Linked DNA regions of Homo sapiens: region 2 is linked to region 1. Evidence: chromatin loops called from intact Hi-C (ENCODE). Cell type or tissue: B cell. All regions are shown on one strand. Links, peaks and the distances in the headings refer to the core of each region. The heading gives the core; the rest is flanking DNA. Region 1 overlaps RGS12 (regulator of G protein signaling 12). Region 2 overlaps DOK7 (docking protein 7).

Region 1 (15,962 bases), core at 7,861-10,360:
CATCAGGAGTCACCGACCACGTCACACAGGCTGAGTGTCCCTTAGAAGAGATTTTTGGGACCAGAAGGGCTGTGGATTTTTTCTGATTCGGAACATCTGTATATACGTAATGAGATATGTTTGGATAGGACCCAGGTCTGAACAGGAAATTCATTTATGTTTCATATACACCTTATACACACAGCCTGAGGGTAATTTTGTGCGGTACTTTTGATAATTTTGTGCATGAAACAAGGTTTGTGTACACTGACCCATGAGAAAGCAAAGGTGTCACTAGCTCAGCTATGCCTGAGGTGCCACATCGGTGTCAGAGGGTTTCCGATTCTGGAGCATCTGGATAAGGGATGCTCAACCCGCACTGTCACTCCTTCACTCATTCATCATTAAAAACTCATGGTGTAAAGAGGACAATAAAACAAAACAAAGAAAAAAAACTCAGGGTGATCTAGAAATAAATATTGCTGCCATGACACTTTTCTATTCCCTTCTAAAGTTAAAACCTCCTATAAAAGGTCCTGTTCTGATAAACTCCTCCACTCATGCCGGGCAGCACCCAAGACCTGCAGGTACAGAGATGGGTCCTAGGCCTGAGCTACGATGCAGCAGGCCCCGAGCGAGGCAGGGCTGGAAAGACCAAGCCAGCACCCGTCCGCACTGCCCGTGCACACAGTGTGAGGCGAGAGAGACGCCGTCCTCCGAAGGCAGAGAGAGTCTGGGGGCACCGAGAAGAAGAGAGCAAGGCACAAGAACAGCACAACATCAGCAATCACGGCCTCCAGGGTGACCCCACGGGCTGCAATGGCAGCCGCCACGGCCAGGACTTGCTGTGCAGCGCATGTCATCCTAAACACCATCATCGCTCTGAGGAAGGCTCTGTTACAATTCTCGCGTGCAGATGAGGGAGTGGGGGCACAGAGAAGCTAAGTAACTTGTCTACCAGCACACAGCCAATTAACGGCAAAGGTGGATTTGAACCCAGGCTATTCTTGGCTTACCCACACTTACGTGGATGCACAGAGGAAGGGCCTGAGACAGCAAGACACCACGCCACCTTCTCCACCTGGGACCTGCCCCCGCAGGCGCCTGCCCACCTCACACCCTCCCATAGTCATCATGTCCCAGCAGCCTCCCCCCACCACCACCTCACAGTGCCCACAGCTGCCGAACACCCACCTGGCACCCCCCTCCCACCTCATCAGGGACACACACACCAGACGATCTGATACCCGCCCCATGCAGACCCGCACTGGCCATCCCTGCATCCAGCCACCTCCCATCATTCACCTGAGAGGCCCTCCAAGTCCCTGGCCACTCTTCCCAGACCTTCCCTGGACCCAGAGCAGCATGGACCTGCCCGCCCTGGACACAGCAGGACACGGTGCCAAAGGGAGTGAGCTGGCAGATTCTGGAATCACCAAGGCCACTTCCAGGCCATTTTACTGAGCCACCAGTCAATACCTCTCCACACTTCCCTTCTTGGGGTGCAGCGTGGACTGGAGACAGCCCTTGCCTTGGCCTTCCAGGCCCCAGCTCCTCTCCCGCCCGGTTCCCCTCAGAGGACACCTGCCATTTCCCGGGTCCCAGCTCCTCCCCGACACGGTTCCCCTCAGAGGACACCTGCCATTTCCCGGGTCCCAGCTCCTCCCCCACACGGTTCCCCTCAGCGGACACCTGCCATTCCCGGGTCCCAGCTCCTCCTCAACACAGTTCCCCTCAGCAGACACCTGCCATTCCCAGGCCCCAGCTCCTCTCCTGCTCAGCTCTCCTCAGAGGACACCTGCCATTTCCCGGGTCCCAGCTCCTCCCCCACACGGTTCCCCTCAGAGGACACCTGCCATTTCCCGGGTCCCAGCTCCTCCCCCACACGGTTCCCCTCAGCGGACACCTGCCATTCCCGGGTCCCAGCTCCTCCCCTGCACGGTTCCCCTCAGCGGACACCTGCCATTCCAGGGTCCCAGCTCCTCCCCTGCACGGTTCCCCTCAGCGGACACCTGCCATTCCCGGATCCCAGCTCCTCTCCCACCCAGTTCTCAGCAGACACCTGCCATTCCCAAGTCCCAGCTCCTCCTCAACACGGTTCCCCTCAGCAGACACCTGCCATTCCCGAGTCCCAGCTCCTCTCCTGCTCAGCTCTCCTCAGAGGACACCTGCCATTCCCAGGTCCCAGCTCCTCCCCTGCACGGTTCCCCTCAGCGGACACCTGCCATTCCAGGGTCCCAGCTCCTCCCCCACACGGTTCCCCTCAGCGGACACCTGCCATTCCCAGGTCCCAGCTCCTCCTCAACACAGTTCCCCTCAGCAGACACCTGCCATTCCCAGGCCCCAGCTCCTCTCCTGCTCAGCTCTCCTCAGAGGACACCTGCCATTTCCCGGGTCCCAGCTCCTCCCCCACACGGTTCCCCTCAGCGGACACCTGCCATTCCTGGGTCCCAGCTCCTCCCCTGCACGGTTCCCCTCAGCGGACACCTGCCATTCCAGGGTCCCAGCTCCTCCCCTGCACGGTTCCCCTCAGCGGACACCTGCCATTCCCGGATCCCAGCTCCTCTCCCACCCGGTTCTCCTCAGCAGACACCTGCCATTCCCGAGTCCCAGCTCCTCCTCAACACGGTTCCCCTCAGCAGACACCTGCCATTCCCGAGTCCCAGCTCCTCCTCAACACGGTTCCCCTCAGCAGACACCTGCCATTCCCGAGTCCCAGCTCCTCCTCAACACGGTTCCCCTCAGCAGACACCTGCCATTCCCGAGTCCCAGCTCCTCCTCAACACGGTTCCCCTCAGCAGACACCTGCCATTCCCGAGTCCCAGCTCCTCTCCTGCTCAGCTCTCCTCAGAGGACACCTGCCATTCCCAGGTCCCAGCTCCTCCCCTGCCCGGTTCCCCTCAGCGGACACCTGCCATTCAGCAGTGCTGCGAGTGCCGACCGCGTCTGGGACTCCACGCAGGCTCAGGCTGCAACATAAGGAAAACAGTCCCTTCCAGGAAGACCTCTCAGCCTTCAACAAAGGGCCTGGGAGGGCACAGGTAACCCGGGATGCAACAGATGACAGCACAATCCTGACAGAGCGGCTCCCAGCCCTGAACGGCGCCAGCCGCTTCCCAGAGCTAAAGGCAGACAAGAATCTTCGAATGCAAAGGGCCCACCAAGCCCTGAGCAGGGAGATGAAAAAAGTCCCACAAAACTTTCAGAAGAAAAAGACAAGTCTCACACAAAGGCATGAGAATCTGCCACCAGACACCTAAGAACACAGAGCCTGCAGGTGCGTGGGCCTTAGGCAGCCAGGTGGTGGCCTGGGGAGACCATCACAGGGCTGCACAGGCCACCCAGAGCACGCAGCACCACAGACCAGCTGTTCTCCCCATACACCTCGCACCCCAGCCGCCCGCGGAAATAAGTACGAATCGCTAGCCCCGCTCCAAGACTTACAATCTGCAAACGGGGAGGGTGCCTCGCCATTTCAGTGCCACGGCCCGCCTGCAGCAAGAGGAGCGCCGAGCCAACACGCTTCACATCTAAACCTGCCCTGAGTCCTGTGACAGTGAACAGAATCCCTCGCGTCGAGGACACAGCCTCTTACTAACGCCGGCTGTTGAGATCGTCACATGTGTTTCTTTCTGTTCACCTCCTGAAGTGCACCGGCCCTGTCTGGCCAAAAATTGGGGTGCTGCAGGCGTTGGGAGGAACACAGCAGACGCAGACCTGCAATTCCCCAACCAGCTCAGGGCCAGGGCCCTAGCAGCACCAGATGGACGGGCACTGTGCACACGGCCCCTGGGCCCAGAGCTGCCCGCACACCTGACCGCATGGTCCTGGGGCAGCTCACCAAGGCACCACTCCAAGAATCGCACAAACACCAGCCATGCTTCCTAAGCCCCTGCACGCTTCCTCTGCCCAGGCGCCCCCAGTCATCCTGGTGAGTCTGGCTGGAACCCAAATACACCAGGTAAGGAAAATATGCCCTGCTCTTTCTAAGAGACTTTTTGGAACTTTGGGAAGAAAGAAGGAAGGACCCTTTTTAAAAGGACTGTTTGTCAGGCAGGACCTTCTGAGTGTAGAATTTCGCGTCTCCCGCCCAAACACCAGGGCACTTAAAGGAGTTCTGCTAACACAAGGAAACAGGCTGCCATCTGTCCACACACTTCACAGTGGGGAGCGCTCTCTCCATGCCAGGCACAGTTCTAGGCACGAGCAGGGGCCACGAGGCCTCGAGGCTGGCACACCCACGGCCCAGGGCAGGTGCGCGATCCACGCCTGCCGAGTGAGGGGAGGAGGGAAGGGTGCCAAGAACCTATTTGACTGAAACATTCTTGACTTTCTCAAGTGTCTGAATGCAATTATTTCTGTGCATGTTTTCTACATTTTCTAAAAAGAACTTTTTTGTACTAAAAAAGTAAAAGTAAGAGGGTTGATGAAGTTTTACATAAAGGCCATCATAATCATGAATAAAATAAATAACTCCTAGTTTTACGAAAATCTACCTGGCCTCCTCTCTTCAGACCCACAGCATCCCACCCCAGGCTGGCTTGGTGGAGACGGACCTCATGCCGTGTGCACACGCTGCCGCAGCGTGGCCTGTCCCCAGCGGTGCGCGGGCTCATGTCCAAGACAGTCTGCCTAAGAGCAAGGTGCGTCGGCAAAGGCCGTATCCCAGGACCGGAAAAGCAGCCGGCGGCAACACGTCGGCAAAGGCCGTATCCTAGGACCAGAAAAGCAGCCAGCGGCAACACATCCCATAAAGCTCCTAAGCTTGTGGGGGGAGGCAGTTAAGAGGTGTGAACGATGGGCTCACTCCAAACCCCACATCCATCAACAACAAACTTGGTCAGCACCAACTCAGAAAAGAGAGTGATGTGATGAGAAGGAAACCAAACATCGGAAACTGACGAAAACCCACCCTGGCACATTGCTTAGTTGCCTAAAATGAGGAGCTAGGAAGAAGCCTCCAAAAAAGCACCTGGAATCCACCGTCACTCCCTGACCCCAAACCCCATCACCCCATCACCCCTCTACCCAGCCCAACCCAGCTCCTCCAGTGAGGGCTGTTGCTACTTGCCGGGTTCACAAGGCAAGAGCTGTGTTGTTCCCACCCACCAGCGTCCCCCAGGACATTCCCTACCCAAACAGAAGCAGAGTGCCACAGAGGGTGGGCTCAGACACCCGGGACCACTCTCTGCTCCCTGCTCGGTCCCCTGCACCAGTTACTGCCTCCCCAGGCCCTGTGCAGTGATCCTGAGGCTTCGGTGCCGGAGCAGACCAACAGCTATTTGTGTTTAAGGAAGGAAATGTCATCAAGGCCAGTGCCTGACTGAGGAGCAGAGGGTGCCACATGTCTACAAGCAAGGCAGGACAGGAGCCCAAATATTCAACTCCAGTTATGCTAAAGAAATTTAGATGAAACAGGGGTGGAAAGGCTGTGCCGCTTATCGAGCGGGACTTCCCAAATCAGCCTTTGCCCCCACACTCACACTCCCCATGGTGGAGTGATACCTGCATCCGTCTCCTCGTCTCCACACCCTCCTCTAAACTCATGTCATCGTCATCGCACCTCCTGCCACTGACTCTCCTCTGAGCAGCCCACTGCCAGGCGGCCCCCAATGCTCCAGCCAGCCAGCTCCTCCTTCCGCTTCTGTCCAAGGCAAGCCTGCTGTGCATGTGACATCAAGACAATGGTGCTGTGTGCTGAGCACCAACAAGATGGCTGGAGCCTCTGTAAAGAGACGAAGGGTGGGCCTCACAGCCTCTCATGGAATAGCCAGGCCCTGAGAAGCTTATGGGCATTAGTCCTCACCCTTCAGGACCCCAAGGCAGAGCAGGGCTCATCTCAGAGGGATGCCAGGTATGGCTCGTGCCTGATGGAATGGACACCAGTGAGACTCCCAGGAGGCCCATAAAGTTAGAACTATCACTGCCAGCTTGAACTACAAGGGTCAGAGGCAGTACAAAATAAAAAGTGGGTGCTGGACCCGGAAATCCTATCAGCAGGAAGCAGGCTGAGAAAACAACTCAACTGCAAGCAGCTGCTGTGTTTCAAACAAAGGAAAGCATGAGTCAGAGAGAGGAATCAAAGCCTCCAAGGGCAGAGGGACAGTTATCAGTCCCAAATCATGACACTTGAACAAGGAACTGCCACCATCTGCCAGGCTGGGTCTCGGAAGTGAGGCCCACCTGAGGCTCCTTCCTGCCTCTGAACTGCCACCATCTGCCAGGCTGGGTCTCGGAAGTGAGGCACATCTGAGGCTCCTTCCTGCCTCCATTTTCCCTCATTTTGAACAGGAAGGTCTGGCCTGTGGTGCTTGCCATGATGGCACCGTGGCTGTGGTTGGATGAGCTGACGGCGTGTCTCTCTAGTTCAGGTCAATAGACCGGGGTACCGTGCACCCCAGGAGCTGCATCTCAGCCCACCTAGAGCCAGTTTAGAGGATGACGCGGGACTCTGAGCAGATGCTGTCATGGAAGGACCTTGCGGGGAGTGTATTTTGTACATGGGAGGGACATGAATCTCTGGGACCAGCAGGTGCACAGTGACAGGTGGTCTCTGAGATGGCCCCCATGACACCACCTCCTGGTCATCCTGCCCCTGCAGTCCCTCCACTGGGGTGTAGGCTGGACCTAGCGACTCGCTTCTAACAAACAGAATGTGCAAAAGAGATAGGATGTCACTTCCAAGATGAGGTTTTCAAAAGACCATGGCTTTCGTCTCGCTCATGCTCTCCCTCACTCCCTCTCAGGGAAGTCACTGCCTGGCTGTGAGCTGCCCAAGGAAGCCGCCCACGTGACAAGGAATGGATGTCTCTGGCCAACAGCCAGCAGGGATGTGAGGTCTTCTAACAGCGATATTAGCGACCCTGGAAATGGATCTTCTGAGGCTGCCAGCAGCCTCATGAGTGTGCATGGAAACGAATCCTCATCGCACAGCCCTGGCCAACGCCTTGATCACAGCCCTGCGTGAGCCTCACCAGGCAGGACTCCTGATCCCAGAAGCCTTGCAGCTACAGACGCAGTGTGCTGCACAGCGGCAGCGAACCAACGTGCCACGTGATGCAAAATAGCTCCAGGGTCGTTTGACTTGCTGCCATTCCTGCTATAAGCACAAAATGGTGCTGTACTTATATCTAGGTGGCAATGTAAAGCAGGTAGTTTCAAAAATGGTCCCTGAAATCTACTCTGTGAGGAGGTGATTAAGGAAATCACACCAGATACACCAGAGACAAACTCTACAGAATGGGGAAAAGCGGCTAAAAAGAAGCCGAACTGATCATAATCTCACAAGCGAAGTCTAATTATCCCGTTTTACAAATGAGGAAACCGAGGCTCCAGCACCACGACTGGAGGCAGTTAGGATTCAAAGCCAGGCTGGCTGACTGCAGTCCGGGCTCTACAGTGCAGCCCCAGCTGCCTCCCTCTCCACCAGCACACTCCCGGGAGAAAGCGGCCTCCCTCAAAGCTCACGTTTCCACTAACAAAAACTACCTGGTTCTCAAGAGTGTCTCAGTTCCTGGGTAGCTTTAGTCTCCTGAATCTGAATACTAATAACCTACGTTTAGGCAGCAGGTCAGCAGCCACCAACATTATGAGTAGTTTTTGAATAAATATGCATAGTTTTTGAATAATACATTAGGCTGAACTGAAAAGTACAATACATAAAATGTCCCAGGTCAGCATTTTGTCATCATGCATAGTTTTTCGTGGGTTTTTAATAAATGTCACTTCTTGAGGTTTTAACATTTCAAATCCAAAGAAACCAAGAGGCTGAGCATCAGGGACACACACATTAAATGCCTCAATTCCGGCCTCATGGAGCAAATGCGCTTTCTTCCTCTTCCATTGTCAGTCTCAGAAAGATCCCACACATTGCTAGGCAGCAGCACAGCGACTCAGTGCTTACAAGAGAATTCACTCAAAAACTAATGCAGCTTTTAGAATTCAGAAGTATGGCAAACATGAATGATTAGGGGAAAGAAATAAGAGGTAAAGAAGAAATTAAAGACTGGCAACTTTCAGAATGCTTCGTTTCTTTGAACACTTGAGAAAAAGGTATATACTATTACAGTCCAGCAACAGTAAAAGGAAGTAGCATTCAGAAAGTCATATAAAGTTGAAGAAATAGTTGTGCTAACATCACACTAATACTAATCACATAAAGTGTGAACACTGGCTTTAGCTTCTGTAGCTCCGTTTTACTTCTAGAGAACACATCAGGGGCAGGTCTGTGGGGCGGGGGGAAGCCAGGCACCCAGGGAGACAAGCTGGCTTAGTTCCTCCTTCCTCTTGTTCCCCCCACTACCAGGGCAAGCTCAAGTTGCTGAGGAAGAGGAGGGGGCTTCTCCCAAGGAGGGGAAACTCTGCAGGATCCTCCAAGGACCCAGAGTCCATGAAGCAAAAGAGCCTCCAGGGACAGAGTATCTGCACAGATGCTGAAATACAGCACTGCTGGTTCCAGTGTCCTCCAGCAAGGGCCACAGAGGTGAGACTGGGGGAGCCAGCAGGTGCCCTGTGGCTGTCACCTGTGTCCCCATCCAGTCGGAGGCCCTCCCACATCCTCCCTGCCTAGGTCGCCGTACCGAGGCTCACCTTGCATGGTGGCCACACCTCCTGCTGGACTCCCCGCTGTACCCCACTTGCCGGCCCACCCTGCCCTCACCCTCCTCCTGCCCACAGCTGCCAGCGCTTTGTCCTTCCCCACTTCCTAATCCCTGCCCAAGCACCTGTCCCACTGGGTCCAGCCTCTTGAGGCTCTCTCACTGGGTCCCTCCCCAAACCTCAACATCCCCCTCGGTCAGACCCACTTCCTCGTGGCCCCATGATTTTCCTGCTCACTCATTCATTCGTTTATTCATTCAAGAACTGTCTCGTGGCTTCTGCAGCAGCTCCAGGTGGGCAACTACGAACAGGCAACCAGTGACGGTCCTGAACTCCCAGGGCCAGCTGCCCCGGGGTCACAGACAGTTAAGACAGCCCAATGCCACAGTGCACAGCAGGGCCAGGCCATGCAGGAGGACACCATTTGCAAAAATCACTCTCTCTTGAAACGGGCCCTCTCTCCTCCCCCCACGACTCTGTGGCTCAGCTCATAGCTCACCTCCTACCTGAGGCCCCCAATGACTCCTCCAACACCCCCAGCCTCTAGGCTCTGAGAACCTAGCCACAGAGCAGGGGCCCCACACTCCGGCTGTGCCTGTTCACTCCTGGGGCGCCTCCCTTCTCATGCACAGAGACGTCACCCCACAGCCTTCCGGGGCTTTCTGATGTGGTGCTGTGGGCACACACACAGGCCCCCGTGCAAGGGGCAGGAGGAACCACTTCTGTAAGCAGGGGGAGCGGAGCCCACCAGTCACAAGAGGCTGGGAGGGGCTGAGCACAGCAGGCCCCACCTGCCCGTGTCTCTGTGGTTTTGAAGGCCACACAACGTGAACTCCAGAAACTCCAATCCTGCAGAAGCACCACACCACAAAGACACTCAGACAAGAGCGGGAGCCAAGCCCCCAACCCCACCCACCCCAGACCACAACGGCCAGGGCCCAAAGCCACGTCACAGGCGCCAACCTGACCCTGCGGTCAGTCCAGCAGGGCCTGCCCTGTGAGCTCACTCTGGGCACCGGCCTGGTGATGACCTGGCTTCAGGAAAAGTGAACAGGACACACGGAGGCCACAGCCCTCCAGGATACCCCCGTGCGCCACAGCTGATGAAACTTCCTGATTCCAGAAACAAACACTATTTCAGTATCTTTGGAACACTGAAGGTCAAACCTCCTCAATTCTTCCTTTCCATTTGTATTTGACTTTCCCTTTTTATCTCTACTTGATATTTACTTCTGTTTGTGGTTTTTAAATCTGTGCAGAGTGAGACTATAAATGGAGTTGCCAGATTTAGAAAAAAAAAAAAATACAGGATACCCAGTTAAATGTGAATCTCAGATACATGACAACTTCCTAGTATGAGTGCGCCCCAAATGCTGTGCGGCAACACTGTACCTGGCAAGTCTAGCCCTGGAGAGAGGCTGTGTTTAAACCTGGCTCATTCCAACGTCCATGTTCTTCTCCTCCTCCTTGCTGGCACCTCGGAGGTCCCCCATCACCCCACCTGGACATGTCACCTCTGCGCCCCCCACCCCTTCATTCCCTCATACCTGCTTCCTTGGACAAAACCCACAGTGGCAGGTAAAGGACAGGAAAGGACAAGCACAGCCCAGACCCCGGCCTCACTCTCCATCCCCAGCCCTCGGACCCCGGCCTCACTGTCCATCCCCGGCCCTCGGACCCCGGCCTCACTCTCCATCCCCGGCCCTCGGACCCCGGCCTCACTCTCCATCCCTGGCCCTGGCGGGCCTCTCCTTAGCCCAAAACACCCCAGAAAGACTGAAACCAATTTTTCTCATCAACAAATGGGTCTTATTTCCAATCAGCCTCCTACATGTGATTCTCCTATTCACCGACACCTGGTAACCCACCTACAGGATTCAAGGGAAAAAGACACAGAGGGTTCCACCACTGTTTTGTGTTCACTAGGCCTGAAGGGGTCCTTTTGCTTTTAGTATCTTATCCACTCTCAGAAAGACAAAATCATTGCCAATGTTCACAGTACTGTGAGCCTCTTCAGCACCAAGCGTGTTAAGGACAAGCTGTGCACCTGTCCTGCCCACAGGGCAGCCGGGACAGACCCCATGTAACAGAGGAGGGCAGCCGGGACAGACCCCGTGTTACAGAGGAGGGCAGCCGGGGACAGACCCCGTGTTACAGAGGAGGGCAGCCGGGACAGACCCCGTGTTACAGAGGAGGGCAGCCAGGACAGACCCCGTGTTACAGAGGAGGGCAGCCGGGGACAGACCCCGTGTTACAGAGGAGGGCAGCCGGGGAGGCTCCTGGGGCCTGAAGCGCTGTGCCCTTGTGACCTCCTCACGTGGCTCCTCACCACCCCCAGGTCTAGGCAGGTGCAGTGGGGCAAACGGCAGCCCCAAAGATACCAGGGCCCAATCCCCAGAAGCTGTGATTGTGACCCTATTTGGAAAAGGATTATGTTAAGGATTCTGAGATGAGGCAATGATCCTGAATTTCCCAGGTGGGTCCTAAATGCAATCACAGGTGTCCGTAAAAGAGGGAGGCAAAAGGGACACACAGACCCAGAGAAAGCCACGTGAGAGAATGCCACATGGGGACAGAGGCAGGGACTGGAGCAATGCAAACACAAGCCTAGCAATGCCGGGAGCCCTGGAAGCTGGGAGAGGCAGGAAGGGTCTCCCCCTAAAGCCTTCGGAGGGGTCACAGCTCTGCCACACCTTGACTTCAGGCTTCCAGTCTCCAGAACTGTGACGGGACCGGGGGCTGCTACTGGGCTAGCCCCTCGCTGGTGATAATTTGTGCCAGCAGGCACAGGAACTCCTAGGAGGGGCGGGCCCAGGCAGTCCTCCTCCTCCCAGGGCCAACGTCCCCAGCCTCGCAGGGAGGAATCTGGCTGCTAAAGGCTGGAATCCACAGAGCTGTCCCTCTTCCACACGATTGTCTACTAACTCCCAGGCTGGACTCCAGGCCCCTGGAGTGCAGGGCGCTCTGGCAGGCGGGGCAAGCCAGCCCCTCACCCTGCCTAAAGCACCTTCACTGCACTCCAGCTCAGCAGAGCCCGCGGCACTGCTGTCTCCAGCAGCCTGGCACACAGTGGGGGCCAGACCCAGATGCACTCAGTGAAGGCCTGGGCGCCTCCGAGGCGAGCACCTGTTCCCAGCAGAGTGCAAGCCTGCAGCGATGCCACCAGCACCATCGCTAATGGTGACCAGGACTCCCAGGTATCAGCCACTGCTCCTAACCGTTTTCCACACATCATGCTATTTAAACCTCACAACAACCTTATTTTATAGACAAACTGCAGCACAGAGTTAGAAAAGACTGTGGGGGTGAGGTGAAGACCGCGGAACAGCAGCCACAGGCCAGGCTGAGCCTTTCCTCCCACCCTCAGTGAGCCTGGAGGAGACCCAGCCTAGCACACCTGCGTGGGGTCCAGGGGTCCAGGGGTCATGGGCCTCTGGAAAGTCAAAGAAGAGCCCATAGGCCCTATCCTTATGGTGCTCGCATCAGAGGAAGGCAATAAAGGACGCACAGTCTCTCTGCCACCAGGCTCATCAGGTTAGTTGACCCATCCAGGAAATGCATCTATTCTAGGCTAACACTTAAGATCCAGAAGTCAGGTGTTGGTAGGGGAAGAACTTTCTTTTAACTGGAGTGCTAGCTCCCTGATCACTTGAACGCTCTATGAGAAAAACAAGCAAACTGCCAAAGACCAATGCCTGGCTACTAATCAAAGTGCCGGCAGCTCTGTCCGTAAATTGACAGTTCCCACATCCTCCCACGCTGCTAAATCAAGTTCCAACCAGACACAAGACACAAAAACCAACTCTGGGAGGTCCTGGAGAGCTATGAAAAGCAGGCAGAAAGTGGAGGGGAGTTGTCCCCTGAAAGGAGAGAGCTGCACCAACTAAAACAAGTGTTTCTAAAAATGGCTAGAGCACAGGTAGAAGTTGTGATCCTCCCAGCTTGAAGAGTCCAAGATAGGGCTTGGGGAGGGCTGGGTGGCTGAACAGTGAGGGGCATATCTCAGAAAGGAGGTCACTGGGGAAGAGGCAGTCGTGAGATCTGTTAGTAAATTCTGCCTAGGTCCTGGCCAGTGGTGAGCCATCCATGCACAGAGAGACCCCAGAGTCCAGCAGAAGGAGGCAGCCGGAAGGTCAACAGCACCAAGCAGAGACTGCAGCAGAGATTTTCATTTGAGTCCAGACAAATTAACTTCCAGAACAAAAATCAACACTCTTCAGAAAAAAGAAGTCACTACAGTTACCATCTACAATGTCCAGTACACCATCAAATAACACTAGATGTTCAAAGAAACAGGAAGATGTGGCCCATAGTTGGAAGAAGCCAATAGAAATTGATCCTGAGGTAATGCAGGTGTTGAAATTAGCAGAAAAGAACATTAAAGCCGCTAGTATGTGTTCAAAGATTTAATGACAGTATGATCACAATAAACAAATGACAGAGCAGAGAAATGGCAACCATAAAAAATAAGTGAAAATTCTAGAAATAAAAACTACTGTAACTGAAATTTTAAAATGCACGAAACTTAATAGCAGTTTGAAGATGGTGAAAAATTACATATCCAAGAAGTTCAACAAACCCTGAGCAGGACAAATACAAAGCAAACCCTCCTAAGAACATCACAATCAAACTGCTGGAAGCCAAAAATCCCAGGAGGAGCTTGAAAGCACCTCATCATATAACATAAAGGAGCAACGCAGCTACCAGAGTGACTGACTTCTTAGAAACAGCAAAGGGGCAACATGACGAGACTATGAAAAAATAAAATGAAAAGTAAAAATTGCCAGTTGTGGGGGTGCATGCTTGTGTTCCCAGCTACTCAGGAGGTTGAGGCAGGGGGATCGCTTGAGCCCAGGAGTTTGGGGCTGCAGCGAGCTATGACTGCACCACTGCACTCCAGCCTGGGCAAAAGAGTGAGACTCCGTCTCTTAAAAAAAAAATTGAACAAACATCAAAGAGATCAACAAGATGAGAAAAAAGAGAATTAGAGGATCAACCTAGGAGGTCCAACCTCCAAATAAAAGTTCCAGAAAGAGAAAACAGCAAAACTGAAAGAAAATTATCTTTGAAATTTAAAAACTTCTATCCTCAGACTGAAAGGGCCCACGGAGTGCCCAGCACAATAAACGGAAGCAGATGCCATTATCGGGCTTCTCAGAACACTGAGGGAAAAGAGCCGCTTCTATGAGCTTGAGGCAGGAGAGATCACACACAGAAGAACTGAAATCAGAATGGCGTCAGACCTCAACAGCACAGAAACCAAATGCAATGAAGCAACATTTTCAAAATTCCGAAAAAATCATTGTCTAAAATTTTATACCCAGCTAAGTTAAAAGGTAATTGGAGAGTAAAATAAAGATGTTTTCTAAATCAAGGACCAAAAAAAATACCTATGTGATGTTTCTTAGGTATCAAAAGAGTAGGACTTCAGCAAAACGAGGAGTGAGCCAAGCAGAGAGAGAAGAGCAGGACCCAGTGCACAGGGAGCCCCACAGATGGAGGACAGCAGCGGGAAATGCAGGTGACAGCGGCGCAGCAGGTCTCCTGGAGACCAGGGCAAACGAGAGCAGGGAGAAGGCTCCAATCCCAAAGGGGTGGGGATGGGGCTAGTGTCCTGGATGCAATGAAAAACAAACCATTTTGATAGGTGGGTGACTAGAAGATGCTAATCCACAGGGCTGTGCGAGAGGACCTGTGCTCAGGGCACTCCTTGGCGCAGTAATGAGCAATGCTTACAGTCACACAAGAGCAAGGACTGTCGATTTCACCAAAAATGCAGTGATTATGATGGCACATAGAGGGACAGGGAGGCTGGTGGGACAGAGGAGAGCTAAACCTCCCCACGGCCTTTGGGAGAAATAAAAAAAGAATGTCTTAAGCTTTAAAGGAGCAGCTTCAACAGCAGTAAATGCCTGAGAAAACAGACCACTTAGGATCCCGCCTCTGGGGGCTGCGGCCAGGCAGGGCAGGAGAATGCCTACAACTGGACGCTTCAATCCACAGACTCAGCCCTTTTTCAGGCATGCTGGAAGGACAACTAAGATCACTGCTAAGGGACACAAAGATGTAGGAAAAGATATGTGAGTAGAGTGTGTATGCGTATCGGGTATCACCATGATTACAGAGTTGGGGACAGCAAGTGCATGGAAAAGCAGAAAGAAAAGAAAAACAGAAAGAACAAACTAGATGTTTCTTTTCTCTTTCACTGAAGTCCAGACCTTAAAAGACACAGAAGAAGGGAACTTCTAACACAAGAGTTCCTTGCCCGGAGCCCGAGGCAAGAGGCTCCTTCATGGAAGAATCTAGGCAACTTCTGCAACGGTGGCCCCCAAAACCACAGGTAAAACTGCATGAGCACTGTGTGGAGTATCCAGTTTGGAACTGGTAACGACCCCACCTCCTAAAAAGGCACAGCATGAGTGACCTCCCACAACCTCTCATGACTGGGGCTTGCATCCTGAGCAAGGCTTGTCTTCCTTCCCAGGACACCTGTTTCCAGGATGGCTCCCGCCTCTCCCCAAGGGCAGGGAAGTGAAACCACAGGGACCTTCCCTGGACAAACCCTGCCCATCCCAGAGAAGAGGCATGAGACGGGTGCTCCTCGCACACAATGGGAAAAGTGAAGTCATTTCGAAGACAAGTGAGGAGCCTGCTGTAGGCTGAATAGCGATCCCCAAAGATATCCAGGCCCTAATCCCTGGGACTGTGAAAGCCATACGGCAATACGGATCTGCAGATGTGAGTAAACTAAGGCTCCCAGGACAAGGAGATTATCCTGGAAATTTGAACATGGCAGAAGAAGACAGAAGCTAGGCGCGGTGGCTCGTGCCTGCAATCCCAACCCTTTGAGAAGCTAAGGCAGGAGGATCACTTGAGGCTAAGAGTTCAAGATCAGCCTGGGCAACATAGTGAGACCCCATCTCTACCAAAAAAAAAAAACAGAAAAAATTAGCTGGGCATGGTGGCACATGCCTGGGGTCCCAGCTACTCAAGAGGCTGAGGCAGGAGGATGGCTTGAGCCAGGAGTTCAAGGCTGTAGTGAGCTATGATTGTGCCACCGCACTCCACCTGGGCAACAAAGTGAGACCCTGTCTCTAAAAGGAGAAAATAAAGAGGAGGAGAAAGACAGCGATGTGACAATGGAGGCAGGGCAGGAGCCGGGAGCCAAGGAATGAGGCCAGCCCCCAGAAGCTGACCAGGGGGGCAGTTTTCCTCCAGCCCCCAGAAGCTGACCAGGGGGGTGAACGGCTCTCCTCCAGCCTCCAGAAGCTGACTGGGGCGGGCCAACAGTTCTCCTCCAGTGCCTCGGGAGGGAGCTTGGCCAGCTGACGATGACACCAGTTTCAGCCCAACTAGGGCAAATAAACTTTTGCCATTTTCAGCCA
Region 2 (7,468 bases), core at 2,522-5,021, 180 kb before region 1:
GAACTCAGGCCAGCCCCGACACGTGGCGACGCTGCCGGCCCCTTGGCAGCCACCCCGGGCACACGAGGGCGAGCGGCACCTTGTGCTGTGGATGCTTCCTTCCACGTAGTGTCCCCAAACCGGGTCATGGGACAGCGCCATTCCTACTTTAGCAAAAAGGACACTGAGGCCCAGAGAAGGCACGCCACCTGTCCACCATCACACAGCCACGAGGTGGACTCAAGTCCAAGTCCCCTGGCCCCCTGTGCACCTTCTGGCCCGATAGAGCTTCCAGTCCTACTGTGGGTGAGGGGTGCTCCTGATCAGAATTGGAGGTGGGCATGGAGGGGAGGCCAATGCCCGCTGCGATGCCATCCAGGAGGATGCCCCGAGAGGCTCATGAGGGCCGTGATGGGGTGGGGCCCCCAAGCTGGGTAGGGTGGGCAGAAGAGAGCCTGCACCAGGCCCTGGGGGCAGGCAAGGAGAAGGCCGTCATGCTGTCTGCTGGCTGGCTCACTCAGTGCCAGGCAGTCGCTCCCTGTCCCCGTGGTCCACCCCTCCCTGTGAAGGGCTCAGCCGGCACAGCCCCAGCTCTCACGAAAGGCCAGGCTCTCTAATCCTGAGCTTACAGACAGCTGGCAGTGGCCACGGGACAATGAGTCCCCCGACTATAAAAAACCACATTACGGAAGGAGTGGAGCCGGCCCCGCATTCCATGCGGCGTCTGCGGAGCGTCACTCACCCCGAAGACACGGTCAACCGGGCAAGGCCTGGAGCACAGCCCACCGCCAGCCTCGGGCTCCCACGTGCCCACGCGACACCCTCGCCAGCCACCCCCATCATCCATGCCAGCAGAGCTGACATCAGTGGCCCTGGAGGAAGATGCCCATCTCCAATGCTGGTCTGCCAAGGTCTTGGGCCATGGCCTCCCAGGACACCGCACGACTAGGCTCTCGCTGGGCCTCCCTGGGTTCATGCTCCACCCCCGCTCCCACCCAGCCCCCCCCGGTCTTGGGAATGCTCAAAGCTCCCTCTGCACACCAGGTCTGCCTGCCATCTCCACTCAGGAGGCTGCCGTCCCCACCCTCCACACCCCTACATCTCCACTCAGGAGGCTGCCGTCCCCACCCTCCACACCCCTACATCTCCACTCAGGAGGCTGCCGTCCCCACCCTCCACACCCCTACATCTCCACTCAGGAGGCTGCCGTCCCCACCCTCCACACCCCTACATCTCCACTCAGGAGGCTGCCACCCCCACCCTCCACACCCCTGGCCACCTAGAACACCCCAGACCTTTCCAGACTCAGGCCACATAACGACACCTTTCATGATGCTTTTCTTGGCCTCTGGCCCCCTTCAGTCCCCTGACCCCGACAGCCCCTCTGTGGTGCTCTCACGGACGCCTCCTCTGGGGTTCAGCCCCACCTGCTGCCGTCCCGGCTGCCAGGCTGAGCACCTTGCCGGCAGGGAGCACAAGCCGTCTGTGGTCTCAGTGTCCACCCAAGCGCCCATAACCAGGAGACCCCCAGTGCTCGGCCTTGGGTGGAAAGACATAGGTGAGAGGCTGCTGACCGCCCCCCTGCCCCTTCCCCAAGACAGGGTGCGCATGTTTCCTGTTTGCCTGTGTGTTTGGGGAAAGGGGGGAGAACAGGGCCTGCCCCATTTTGCTATATCACACAGGTGTGACTGCAGCAAAGCCGGCCACTCTGTTTCCCCTATCCCTGCCCTCAGAGGCCGCTCCTTCTCCAGAGGCTGGTCCACTCCCTCCCTGGAATCGAAGCCAGCCAGTGATGGCTCTGGCATAAAGTGGCATGAGGGATGCTCTCCCAGCCCTGCCCCAAGACCGTCAGAGGCCTGGCAGCTTCTGCTCTCTTGGAACCTATTGAGAAGCCCAAGGTGTCCTATCGGAGGGTGAGGTTCCTGGAGGGAAACTGAGGCAACCCAGCCAACAGCCGGCACAGTGCTTTCCTGGGCCTTTGGGCCCCACCATAGCCAAATGCCACTGCCCGAGGGACCCCAGGCAGCACCTCATGGGGCAGAGATGAGCTGTCCTCACTGAGCCCCGTCCAGATCCCTGGCCCACAGAATTGCCAGCCAGGGAACAGCCGCCAGCCGCTAGGTGTGGCAGGGTAAATAGGAGTTAGCTCAGCTGTTAGAGGGTAAGCGGTGGAGGGGGGTGAAAAGGGCACGTCAGACATCTTTGAGCACAAACGGGTGTCCCAAAGGGCTGTATAGGAGCCCTGTTGTGGGGGATAGGAGGCGTGAGGGTAAGAGGAAAGAGCATGGAAGACGCAGAGAAGCAGGACAGAGTCAGCAGAACACAAGCAGAAGGCCAGGAGCTGCGGGGCTCAGGGCGGCGCCAACTCTGGACAGAGGCTGGGGTTGCTGAGCGGCAGGCAAACCTCACCCACGTTACAGACGCACCTGCTTCCTGAGAAACACGTCTCCAGTGAAAAAGCTGTTGCACTAACTCCAGGACTCACCGGCTTGAGAAAGAAAATGCTCCTCCACGCAGACATTTAATGAGCCAATTAGATCTAAGATGGTTTCCATCTGAATATTCTTGAGTGCCCTCGTGGCTGCCCCTTGATGTCAGAATCTTAAGTGCTCATAATCCCAGCTCCTCAGAGAACAAACATCGGGGTGACCAGGGTGTCCTGGATGGCTCATGCCAGGTAGGCATGGGCAGGACTGAGAAGTCTTGATAACATGACCCTCAGCCCTCTCCATCCCCCAAGGTGGCAGCTTCTTGTACACTTGGGAGTGGCCCCACCTAGTGGGTCTCGGGTGGAGGAAGGCCTGGAGCCTGGCAGTGGGTGTTGGCTCCCACCCCTCCTCTGCCCTCCTGAAGCAGCCCCAGTCCAGGGGCACCACTCTAGAAGGCCCCCCCTTCCCGGGCCGGCCCTCCTCCCCTTGTCCATCACCACCTTGTTAACATTCCTGCAATCCACAGGGTTCCCATCCCCCAACCAGGCAGCTGCTGCCTGGGGCAGCCTCGCCCTCCATCTTCTGGACCTCAATCAGAACCTTCTCTGGCCCCTGCCAGCCTCTTCCTCCAAGCTCATCTGCACCCCGGGGTCAACATTAGCATATAAAACACTCCCCATGCTCAAGCACCTTCAATGGCTCCCTGCTGCTCCGAGACAATGGTGCAAACAAACACTGGTCCAATTAGCCAGCTCTCTACAACCCAGCCCTGTCTCCTCCTCCTCCTCCACCCTCACGCCTCCTATCCCCCCCAACAGGGCTCCTACACAGCCCTTCGGGACACCCATTCGTGCTCAAAGATGTCTGAAGTGCCCTTTTCACCCCCCTCCACCCCTTACCCTCTGACAGCTGAGCTAACTCCTATTCACCCTGCAGAAGTCCCCTGAGGCTCGCCCCTCCAGAGAGCTTCCCCGCAGTGCCCCCAGCCTGGGGTCTGTGCCCCTCCTGGCTCCCCTCGCACCCTCTGAGGACTGAAAATGCCTCACTCAGTCTCACGCAGCCTCTGAGGCCGGACCGTCTGATCCCTAGGCCCAGCGCCCGGCAATGAGAAACTGCTGAAGGCGCTCCCTGCTGCCTGACAGAGGCCAGGGTTCCAGCCAGCTCTGTCCAGGCTGCCCCCGCAGGCTGCAGTGGCCAAAGGTGGCCGGCAGGGGGCTCTCCAGAGCTGGGCAGATGCCGCGTTCATGTAGCAAGAGCCTCCTAGTTCAGGTTTTCATTCTTTACTCTTCTTTTTTTGAGACAGAGCCTGGCTCTGTTGCCTTGGCTGGACTGCAATGGCGGGATCTCAGCTCACTGCAACCTCCAACTCCCAGGTTCAAGTGATTTTCCCACCTCAGCCTCTGGAGTAGCTGGGATTACAGGCACCTGCTACCACACCTGCCTAATTTTTGTATTTTTAGTAGAGATGGGGTTTCACCATGTTGACCAGGCTGATCTCGAACTCCTGACCTCAGGTGATCCTCCCACCTCCGCCTCCCAAAGTGCTGGGATTACAGACATGAGCCACTGTGCCTGGCCACATTCTTAATCATTTTTAAAAGTCAAAATGAGTTTCAAATGCTCCGGGCGGCCCCCAGAGGCTGGGCAAAGAGGCAGATATGGTCCTTGGACTGGACCCAGCTGGAGAGAGCAGGTAAGGGGGGAAAAAGGGGGCACCTCCAAAAGCTTCCATTCACCCTCAAGGCCCAGCTCAAACGTCCCCCTGCGCCTCCAAAGCCCTCCCTTCCTAGGCTCTGGGTGGGCTCACCCTCTCTGGGGCCCACCACCGTCTGTGCTGCAAGCTGAGCCTGTCCCAGGGCGAGTGGCCCTCTCTGCATCACTCTCCACCACGCACAGTCCATCCCCGAAGGCGGGGCCCAGTCACTTGCCCGTGTGTGAGGCTGGAGCCTGCAGACCTGAGCTGTCCACAGACCGTCGCCTGCCATGTGCCAAGTGCGCTCGGGCCAAGCTCCAGGAGTCCACACTACAGGCCCGTGACCAACAGAGACGGGGAATTGGGCCACACTGGGGACCCGGGGGTTGCTGTCACCAAGCCACCTCCTGTCCCATTCTGAACAGGCAGCTGTCCACAGAGAGACCTCTGCCCCCCAGGCACCAAGACCAGCCAGGCCTGTCTCCACCCGACCCCCACCAGGGCCCCCGTGATGCACAGCCACGCCCAGTGTCTCAGGATGAGTGAGGCGCAGCCATCGCCTTGGGCCAGGGTCACCCTCTCTGCTCTCTGCAGAGCTGGCTGTGGCGGGGCCAAGTGAGGCGGTTCTGGGGATCGGGGGCCAGGCTAGGACCTGTCCCTGGGGAAGGAGGGAATGTGGATTTCCTACACCCAAGAACTTCCAGGGCCTTCCCACGACTCCAGCCCAGCTGTGACCTCCAGACTGAATGTGACGACACCCACAGACTTATTGGGATTCAGATTCTGGATATTTCTCCGTCCCAGTGGCCCCAGTTGTCGGCCAAATGGTGGCCCACAAAATGTGTTCACATACCAGGGCCTGTGAACAGGAGCCTCTGCGGATGGAATTGATGGTCTCGGGATGGGGTCACCCTGGGTCATCCAGGTGGGCCCTAAGTCCACAGACTGCAAGAGACTGAAGAGGAGGCTCACGCAGGAGCCAGCAGGCGCAGGGACTGGAGTGGCACAGCCACGAGCCGAGGCCGCCGGGGCCACCAGCGGCTGGAAGGGGCAGGAAGGACCTTCCCATGGGTCCTCCCCAAGAGCTTTTGGAAAAAGCCAACCCTGAGGACCCCTTGATTTGGGGTTTCTGGCCTCCAGGCTGCAGAAGGAACCCGTTCTGGACACTTGGCCCTCTCTTGGGGGTCATCTGCTACAGAAGCCCCAGGAAGCTGATGCCGCTGCCCCTGGACCACCCGAGTTGCCGGCTCCCTCCCGCAGGAGGCCCCAGGCTGCCCACACGTGCCGCAGACTCCCCGTCCCTCCAGCCAGACGGCCTGCACTCAGTGCTGCGTTGAGAACACCACCGCTTGGCCGAGTCTAAGACCCAGCCTAAACCACCCAGGGTGGTGGCCACGCCTGTCTCCAGGAGGATACAGCCCAGCAGGGCCTGCTGGGGACAGGGATGGGTGGCTCGGCCAAGCCTTCCAGCCTGGCCTCCAGAACCCACCTACCCTACGGGGTGTGCAGCCGTCGGTGACCGAATTCCCAGAGCCCTTCCTCTCTCAGGCCAGGGTACCACCGGGGACGAGAACATTCAGCACTGAGCTGCAAAGGCGGGTTCTGTGGGGCCAGCCCCCGTTTGCGGGTTCTGTGGGGCCAGCCCAGTCTGCAGGTTTGTGGGTTCTGTGGGGCCAGCCCGGTTTGCAGGTTTTCAGGTTCTGTGGGGCCAGCCTGGTTTGCAGGTTTGCGGGTGGGGCTGCTCTAACAGCTTGCCCCGGAGAGGCAGCAGCAAGACAGACGGCCCCACAAGAGTGCCCCCAGCTTTTGAGCAGCCCAGGAAAACGGCACAGTAGCCTCGCCCTGGGGAGAAGCACAGCCCCAGGTGTGGGATTGTTTACCAGCGGAAAAGGGGCCACCCACACCTCGGCAGGGATGTGAACCTCCACGGCCTCAGAGGAAAAACATCCAGTGTCCCCATTCCATTATGGCCCAGACAAAATAAGCAGGTCTCCAAGGAAACGGGTCCTCCTGCTGTGCCCCGGCTTAGAGGGTGAGCACGCGGCGCCACCCCGGCCGGCTGCCTGCCCGTGCCAAGGAATTCCACAGACAGAAAGGAAGGTATGGGTCCCCCTCCTCCAGGCACCCCCAAACCTAGCACACAACAGACAGGACAGGCTGCCTGTGTCAGGACAACTACAGCCTGCAGCTCTGGCTTCCCACACGACAAAGGACAGGGACGCTGGGCCCACCCACTGTGCCCAGCCACCGCCAACCCACTCCCCAGTGGCTCCCGAAGCCCCAGTACTGAACCTCTGGCCTGCCGCAGGGAGGGCCTGGGGGCAGATGGGACCCCGACAGGTGTCCTAGCTCTCCCGGGAACCACCCCCCACCCCACCCCCCGCACCAGCTCACAGCTGGCATAGGCAGCGGCCCTGCCCATCCATACTGGCTCTCCAATCCCAGAGGGGCCAAGGCCCTTTGGACTCTGGCTATGGCCCCTGCCAGCCCCAGGGGCCGAGACTCCGGGCCAGCTCTGCCGCACGTGCCTCCTGCAGCTGGCTGTGTACGCCCCCAGTCCGTGGAGCCTGAGCCTCACTGCCCTGTTCCCCTTTCAAGGGTCAGATGTCGTCTCCTCAAAGGCCCCAACAGGGCTGGCTCCTGCCACAAGACCTACTGGGTTTGCTCCCAGCGCCCAGCGCAGAAGGTGGCAGAACGTGGCACCCAGATGGGCTTGCGCCCGTGCCCCAGCTGGCCTTTGCAGGATGAGGTCCCAGGCGGCCAGTGTGGCCCGTGTCCTTGCCTGCGTTTCCTCCACCCAGACACATCCAGGCTCCACCAGAGCCCCCACCAGTGTGAGCCAAGTGCAGTCCCTCAGTCCTCTCAGCCCCAAACCAGGCCCACAGGAGGTCCCTCTGCCCGCCTTCAGCCCGGCCAATGAGCAGCTGCCCCTCCAGAGAGAAGAGAGGAGGCGTCACACCCTCCGCGGGGACTGCAGGTCCACAGGGCAACCTGGCGCATCTGCACCCAACATGGGAGAAAGTGGAGGGGGTTGCTGGAACAACCTGCTCCTGCACAGCCCCGGCGGGCACCTCAGACTCTCTGGGCAGGGCTGGGTGCCTTCCTGCTCCGATTTCCCTCACTCCCCTGGCTGAGTGAGGACAGCTCTCAGGCCTTCACAGGCCCAGAGGACTCAGGCCATCCCCACCCACGGCCTGGCCACCTCACTGGGGACATTAGGGCAGCTCTGGGCGGCCCACAGGCGGGGTGGCTGGCATGTCCACCAGGAATTCTTGGTCCAAGAATATGTTTCTGCGGTGCTTATGCGGGAGCTCACACTCCCCACTGCTAAATGCGTTTGTTCTTTGTTTTTTCCTTTCCATGAAAT

What was found. A loop is a pair of places that touch in the nucleus more often than their neighbours do. Peaks named below come from ENCODE experiments on the same cell type or tissue, not always from the same donor. Only the 100,000 strongest peaks of a DNase experiment are listed, where the experiment ranks them.
Region 2: a loop joins it to region 1, with 4 times the contacts of the local background. A loop is called at or near these places in 5 of 110 quality-filtered maps.

The regions. Positions count from the first base shown.
Region 1 is chr4:3,295,912-3,311,873 of GRCh38, reverse strand. All of the region lies in intron 1 of RGS12 (regulator of G protein signaling 12), which reads right to left. Among named protein-coding and RNA genes, the nearest start is that of RGS12, 11 kb to the right of the region's middle. RefSeq lists enhancers at 2,832-3,550, 6,767-7,416, 9,023-9,082, 9,103-9,152. In B cell, for the core only: no CTCF peak of the experiment used is centred there; DNase peaks (open chromatin) are centred at 8,403 and 9,253; H3K4me3 peaks cover 817 bases; H3K27ac peaks cover 638 bases.
Region 2 is chr4:3,476,844-3,484,311 of GRCh38, reverse strand. The region is part of intron 4 of DOK7 (docking protein 7); the gene reads right to left. The region is part of intron 1 of LOC105374355 (vegetative cell wall protein gp1-like); the gene reads left to right. Among named protein-coding and RNA genes, the nearest start is that of DOK7, 17 kb to the right of the region's middle. RefSeq lists enhancers at 1,627-2,593, 2,594-3,561, 3,781-4,372. In B cell, for the core only: CTCF peaks have their summits at 3,381 and 3,591 (motif pointing right); DNase peaks (open chromatin) are centred at 2,721 and 3,611.